Regions from separate parts of the Homo sapiens genome. Here region 2 is linked to region 1. The links are chromatin contacts, found by Hi-C or POLR2A ChIA-PET in ENCODE. All regions are on one chromosome and are shown on one strand. The core of a region is the stretch at or near the end of the contact, and the rest is flanking DNA. Distances in the headings are between cores, read along the strand shown. Region 1 has its middle 14 kb from the start of BSN-DT. Region 2 overlaps BSN (bassoon presynaptic cytomatrix protein).

What was found. A loop is a pair of places that touch in the nucleus more often than their neighbours do. ChIA-PET counts read pairs that join two places held with the same protein, here RNA polymerase II (POLR2A). Pooled maps may share reads with other maps.
Region 2: a loop to region 1 is called in a map of GM11168, with 2.2 times the contacts of the local background. The contact joins two enhancer-like sites. A Hi-C loop is called at or near these places in 1 of 168 maps with a recorded cell type or tissue (GM11168) and 3 of 50 pooled maps. POLR2A ChIA-PET finds 5 or more read pairs at or near these places in 5 of 52 experiments (BJ, MCF 10A, SK-N-SH and 2 more).

What each region holds. Positions count from the first base shown.
Region 1 is chr3:49,538,424-49,541,631 of GRCh38, forward strand. No RefSeq gene overlaps it. Among named protein-coding and RNA genes, the nearest start is that of BSN-DT, 14 kb to the right of the region's middle. RefSeq lists a silencer at 1,540-1,769. Within about 2 kb of position 1,433, at least 24 of the 41 ENCODE cell types and tissues checked have a DNase peak (open chromatin) inside an H3K27ac peak, as active enhancers do.
Region 2 is chr3:49,637,139-49,640,346 of GRCh38, forward strand. The region is part of intron 2 of BSN (bassoon presynaptic cytomatrix protein); the gene reads left to right. Among named protein-coding and RNA genes, the nearest start is that of APEH, 36 kb to the right of the region's middle. RefSeq lists enhancers at 1,052-1,553, 1,554-2,053. Within about 2 kb of position 1,458, at least 3 of the 41 ENCODE cell types and tissues checked have a DNase peak (open chromatin) inside an H3K27ac peak, as active enhancers do.

The DNA.
Region 1 (3,208 bases), core at 183-2,682:
AGCCTCCCAAGTAGCTGGGACTACAGGTGTGTGCCACCACGCCTGGCTCATTTTTTGTATTATTATTATTATTATTATTATTATTATTATTTTGAGATGGAGTCTTGCTCTGTCACCCAGACTGGTGCAGTGGCCCAATCTCAGCTCACTGCAAGCTCCACCTCCTGGGTTCATGCCATTCTCCTGTCTCAGCCTCCCGAGTAGCTGGGACTACAGGTGCCCGCCACCACGCCCGGCTAATTTTTTTGTATTTTTAGTAGAGACGGGGTTTCACCGTTTTAGCCAGGATGGTCTCGATCTCCTGACCTTGTGATCCGCCTGCCTTGGCCTCCCAAAGTGCTGGGATTACAGGCGTGAGCCACCGCGCCTGGCCTGGGATTTCAATATCTTAAAAATCCAAATCCATTGGTGACTCTTTCCCTGTTTTGCTCACCTTCCTCACAACTACCTTGAGGCAAAGTCACTGAGGCCCAGAGAGGGCAAGGGAGTTATTGGTCTGGGTCTTGTGGCTAGTGTGAGGCGTGTTCAGTTCTAAATATGACCCAAACACTTTAGGTTTTATTATTATTATTATTATTATTATTATTATTATTATTATTATTACTACTACTACTATTATTATTTTGAGACAGCGTCTTGCTCTGTCGGCCAGGCTGGAGTGCAGTGGCACCATCTCGGCTCACTGCAACCTCCACTTCCCGGATTCAAGCGATCCTCCTGCCTCAACCTCTGGAGTAGCTGGGATTACAGGCATCCGCCACCACGGCCGGCTAATTTTTGTATTTTTAGTAGAGACAAGGTTTCACCATGTTGGCCAGGCTGGTGTTGAACTCCTGACCTCAGGTGATCCACTCACCTCGGCCTCCCAAAGTGCTGGGATTACAGGCGTGAGCTACCGTGCCCGGCCAGGTTTAATTCTGATGATGAAATTCTGTTCCTGTTGTAGAGCAGCAAAGAATTATTTGAAGCACCTATGGAGAAATGCTGGGTACCATTTCCCTGTGGGGACCCTAGAAGATCTAGAGGAGGTTCGGCAAGAGGTTCAAAGTGGGGGCTCCCATCAGCTGGAGTTCGGGTGCTCCTGCAGGAGGGGCCCTCCTAAGGACAGCCTAGGGCATGGGCAGCATGAAGACCGGGTTGCTGGGGCCCTGGTTAGCCCCACTACCCCCAGTTTTGGTGGCGATTATCCTAGAGTCTCAGTTCGGGTCAGACGAATTGTTCTGTCCATGTCCCTGTGAAGGCTCCGTGTGGCGAGACGCAGGGCCTTGGGCAGGTTCGGGCTGGGGATAGGGAGAGCTCCCAACCTTGGTAGTGGCTCCAGATGCCCCCCAGGTGAGCCCAGCAGAGTGGACTGCCAGGAGCAGCTCTGGGCCGAAGAGGGAGACAGTGTCCGCGGCCTCCCAGGAGGTGGCGCCAGAGGATTAAGTCGCCAGCGGTGGGCGGGGCTGAAGAGTCGGGCTGTGGGCGGGGCTAATAACGCCGCCAGCTCCCGGAAAGCGCTAGCCTCCGGAGGCCGGCCGTGGGTCGAGCTGAGGCCGCTCGGGAGCGGACGAAAATCTCCGGCAGCGCGGGGCCGAGCGGGGCTGTGGGCAGGGCTAAGGCCGTGGGGCCGGCGGGCGGGCGGGGCGAAGCCCGCGAGTAGCCCAACCGCGGGGAGCCAGTCCGAGCGCGGCCGCTAGCTGGTGGTGTAACTAGACTTGTCTTCTCTCCACCACTGCCGCACAGTCCCTGAGGGCATCGGGGCGAGTGTAGCTGCAACTGGGGAGCCTGTGATTCGCCAGTGCCCTTCTCCCTAGGCAAGGGAAGCGAGCAGGCAATAAGAGGGGCGAGTCTGGGGCCCAGGCTTCCGCTACCGAGACCCCAGTCAGCAAACCTTTAATTCAGAGGTGGGGAACCAATAAGGAGCCCTCCTGTGCGTACTCCCTCGCCTTAGCGTTTGCCTGCCTCCAGGCCCCGTGCCCCGCGGAGCCAGCGCGGGACCTGCACACGGTATAGATAGAGCTCAGCGCTTGCAGGGCCTCTCTGTCTCTCCTTCCTCCAGCCAGAGAGCTCCTGAGGGCACCGCCTAAAGGGGGTAGCCTGATAGGGTACTGTGAGATCTGGGAGGGTACTGGATGGAGATGAGGTGCCTCCACTTGTGTGATTGGGTCCCCCTGCTTGGCACTAGAAGCAGACGTGGGATGAGGCTGCTGGCGACTTACTCTTTCCCTGAGTGGGGGTACCCTGAAACCCCAGGAAACACCTTTCCCAAAGCAGTCTTCACAGCTCTAGGCATGCATTGGAACAGCAGGGACATCCAGTTGGGAGCTGGCCAGGGCCAGGGCTGAGGGTGCTGTTGTCTTCTGTCCGCATGGTGTCGCATCCTTAGGCTATAGAGGGCAAAACCAAGTTTGGAGCCTGCCAAAATGGTCCAGAGCTCACGCCAGACCAGCTCCCTTTCTAGGGAATTGGAGCCAGTAGTCTAGGATCACTTCCCACTTCCGTTGCAAAAGGTCTTGAGAGAGGCCGGGCCTAGCGGCTCACGCCTGTAATCCCAGCACTTTGGGAGGCCAAGGCGGGTGGATCACCTGAGGTTAGGAGTTCAAGACCAGCCTGGCCAACATGGTGAAACCCCGTCTCTACTAAAAATGCAAAAACTAGCCAGGTGTGGTGGTGCACACCTGTAGTCCCAGCTACTCGAGAGGCTGGGGCAGAAGAACCGCTTGAACCCGGGAGGTGGAGGTTGCAGTGAGCCGAGATCTCGCCACTGCATTCTAGCCTGGGCGAAACTCTGTCATACAAAAACAAAAACAAAAACAACAAAATCAACGTTCAGTTGGGACTTACTGACATTATAAAACCTAAACAGTTAATTTTCTTCTGCACCGTGGCCTGGCCACAGTACAAACTGGATAATGTCAGTTACTGAGTTACTGGCCGGAAAGTGGCACTTTCAAGCCCCAACTTCAATGCAATCGTTTTTTTTTTTTCTTTTTTTTTTTTTTGAGGCGGAGTCTCGCTCTGTCATCCAGGCTGGAGTGCAGTGGTACAATCTCAGCTCACTGCAACCTCTGCCTTCCAGGGTCAAGAGATTCTTTTGCCTCAGTCTCCCTAGTAGCTGGGATTACAGGTGTGTACCACCACACCCAGCTAGTTTTTTGTATTTTTAGTAGAGATGGGGTTTCGCCATGTTGGCCAGGCTGGTCTCAAACTCCTGACCTCAGGTGAT
Region 2 (3,208 bases), core at 208-2,707, 99 kb after region 1:
GCTGAGTGATCTGAAACACTGAATGCCTGCTCTCCCTGGTAGGGCTGGGGCTCTCCACAGGAAGAAGGCTGAGTGACGTCTGCAACCTTCCTTTTCCTTGCTGCTGGGGGGGTGAGAGGAGGCGAGTGGGAAGAGAACATGTGACTTCGGGGGGCTCTCAGAGCTTCCTGACAGCCATGGAGGTGACCGTGAGGTAGACTCCACCCTGTGAGCATCCTTTGGGGCCAGATATGGCAAGCAAGGCTGAGTCCCACCCTTGAGGGCTGAGACACTCTGTGCAGCCAGTGTTCCTGCAGGGAAGATGTAGAAGCTCTTCCCAGAACTGCCCTCCTTGCTCCAGAGCCCAGTGGAGGAATTACCAGGGAGTGACCATTGCAGACAGATCACAGCTGCTCATTCAACTTAGAGTTCATACAGCCTCCAGCTTGGGCCCCAAGCCTCTGGATCCTTGGCCAGTGCCACCTTAGCTGCCCTTCTGCACACTGAATAGTTTGAGTAAGGAAGCAGCTAAAAAAGACTCTTCTCAGGGAGAAAGTCCTCTCAGAGCTACAGAGCCCACAGGGTCCTATGTTTCCAAGTCCCTAGCAGACAGGTGGCAGTGGCTCCCTGCAAAGCCTGTAGGAAGGCTTCCTGCAGCTTCTGCTTCCCCCACCTCTTAAACCACCTCTTGACCTTGTACTGCACTGAGCCTTCCCATCCTTACTGCCACTTAGGCCCCCACTGGGTCGGGGTGCACGGGCTTCCATGGAGGTCCCTACCAGTCCTTGGAGATGGCAAGATGGGCTTCCTTGCTAGCAAGAAGAGTCAGCTCATTCAAAGCTAATGTCTGACAGAGCTGTCCACCTTAGGGTAGCCCCAGGAAGGCTCCTGAGACACGAGGCTCGTGGCTGGTAGCCTGCACATCTCCTGCCCATGTGCCAGATCAGGATCTTGGAGGTATTAGACAGCAGAACCCTAGCTGAGGCTTCTTGTCACACTGGTAAAAGGATAGTCCCTCTGATTCTGATGGAGAGCCAGCTTGGAGAGGGCCTAGGAGCCACAGGGAGCCTTCTGGGTTCAACCTCTTGATGAGGAGGCATCACTGTGTGCAGCTAAGGAAGGCTCTAACTGTACTGGCACTCAGGCCAGTGGAGTCTGCCACAGAACTATTCATGTATACCCAGGCTGGGTGGGCGGGTGGGTTGGGGTGCACAGCCATCATCTCTCTCCCTACCCCGTGGACAGCCTCCATCCCCCTGAGTGTGGGGATAGGGGCCTTGCAGTATGGAGGAAGAGACTGAGGTTGGGCTCCTCCCAGGAAACTGCTGGGGATCTGTCGGGGAGGCAGAGAGGGGGATGTATTGCTGGCCTCAGAGAGCTCCCTCAGCCAGTGTCCTCCTTAGGAGGCCTTGCATGCTGGGCCTGAGCCTGGGAGGGGCTGTGGGGAGGGTGCGGTCAAGGTTCCTTACCGTCTGGAAGAGGCTGGATAGAAATAGCTGCACCCATCTGGGCGATGAGTCACTGAGGGGCGTTTCAGCCTTTTCTTGGAGAAGTTCTATTTTAGGTGAGATGCCTGTGCCACAGCCTGGATGACAGGGGCTGGGGAAAGGAAAGTTCTGGCGGTGAGTGCAGGCGGTTTGGCACGTGCCTTTGTTCAGCCTGATTCAGAACCCCAGGGACAGTCACCCCAAAGTTGCAGGATAAGAAGCCTTACCTCCTAAATTCCCTTTCCCAGGAAGAAGTCTCACCTCAGGGCATGCTGCAGTGCCCAGGTGAATGAGAGAGATGGGACGTTGGGTGTGGGCTGGGCACCCACGGGAAGAACTGAATTTGTGGCTGCCACCCTGGGCCAGAGGCTGAGCTTCCCCTCTGAGGAGTAATCCCCTTCCAGGGTCCCTCTCTGGATGAGTAGAAATGGCCTGCTCTGGGGAACTCTCACTTTGATGGGAATAAGCCCCTCCCTCCCAAGAATGACCTTTCTAAAGAGGTCTTTAGACTGGGTTCAGGGACTGAAATTGTTTTCTCTCTGGCTTTCTCTACCCAAACATAGACAAAGCTGCCTTGCTTCTTTCTTTCTTTTTCTTTTTTTTTTTTTTTTTGAGACAGAGTCTCGCTCTGTTGCCCAGGCTGGAGTGCAGTGGCATGATCTCGGCTCACTACAACCTCTGCCTCCCAGGTTCAAGCGATTCTCCTGTCTCAGCCTCCCAAGTAGCTGGGACTACAGGCATGTGCCACCACACCCGGCTAATTTTTTCTATTTTTAGTAGAGACGGGGTTTCACCATGTTAGCCAGGATGGTCTCGATCTCCTGACCTCATGATCCGCCCGCCTCTGCCTCTCAAAGTGCTGGGATTACAGGCGTGAGCCACGGTGCACGGCCTGCCTTGCTTCTTAAAAAGCATTTGGGTGGGTTAATTGTTCCCAGCTAGTGGGATGGCTTCTCACCTCACTGCCTCGGCATCACTGTTCTTAGAGTTTCTAGAACTGGGATTGGCCTTTGGGGGGCTCTGCCAGGGTTTGCAGTGCTGACTTCTAGAGCCTGACTTGGCCTTTGGAAGAGGCAGGACTACAGAAGGCACCAGGCTCCAGGCTGTCCAGGCTGTGGTTTAGGAGCTACGCAGAGCTGTCAGGGCTGATCTTGCCAGCAGCAACACTTCCTAGCCAGGGAACCATTGAGAACACATTGCTAAAACATCTCAGATCTTGGTTTTCTCTCCTGTGAGGACAAAATGAGAGAATGCCTGTGAACATGCCCTATGTGGTGCTTGGCACAAGGGGGTGCTTGCCAAAGTGCAGTGTTCTCCCTCTTCTTGGCTGCTGCCCTTGGGTTGCTGGGATAAGGCACCTGAGCCCAGGTCCCCCAACTGGCAAGTCAACCTGTAGCAGTAGCCCTGGGGCCTCAAGGCAGAGAGCAGGGCTGGAGCCACGTGTGGGTAAATAAAAGGGGCCTTCTGCCCCAGAGATGAGACGGCACCTTCCCCTGGTGATGACTGGGTGGCCAATAGGGTGCATTTAGAACCTCTGGCTGCAACCACAGACAGAGAACAACCTTGGCCTCCAGCCTCAGCTCTGGTTGATGAGGAGGAGACTCTTCATTGAGGCACCAAATCTCGGGGCTTCCACCTTGTTGAGCTATGACCTGCATGACCAAATTGCCAGGATGAATGAAGCAAGCCCCTCTGGGATGAGCCCTGCTCTGTACCACATGTTGTGTGCAGCCCTGAGAACA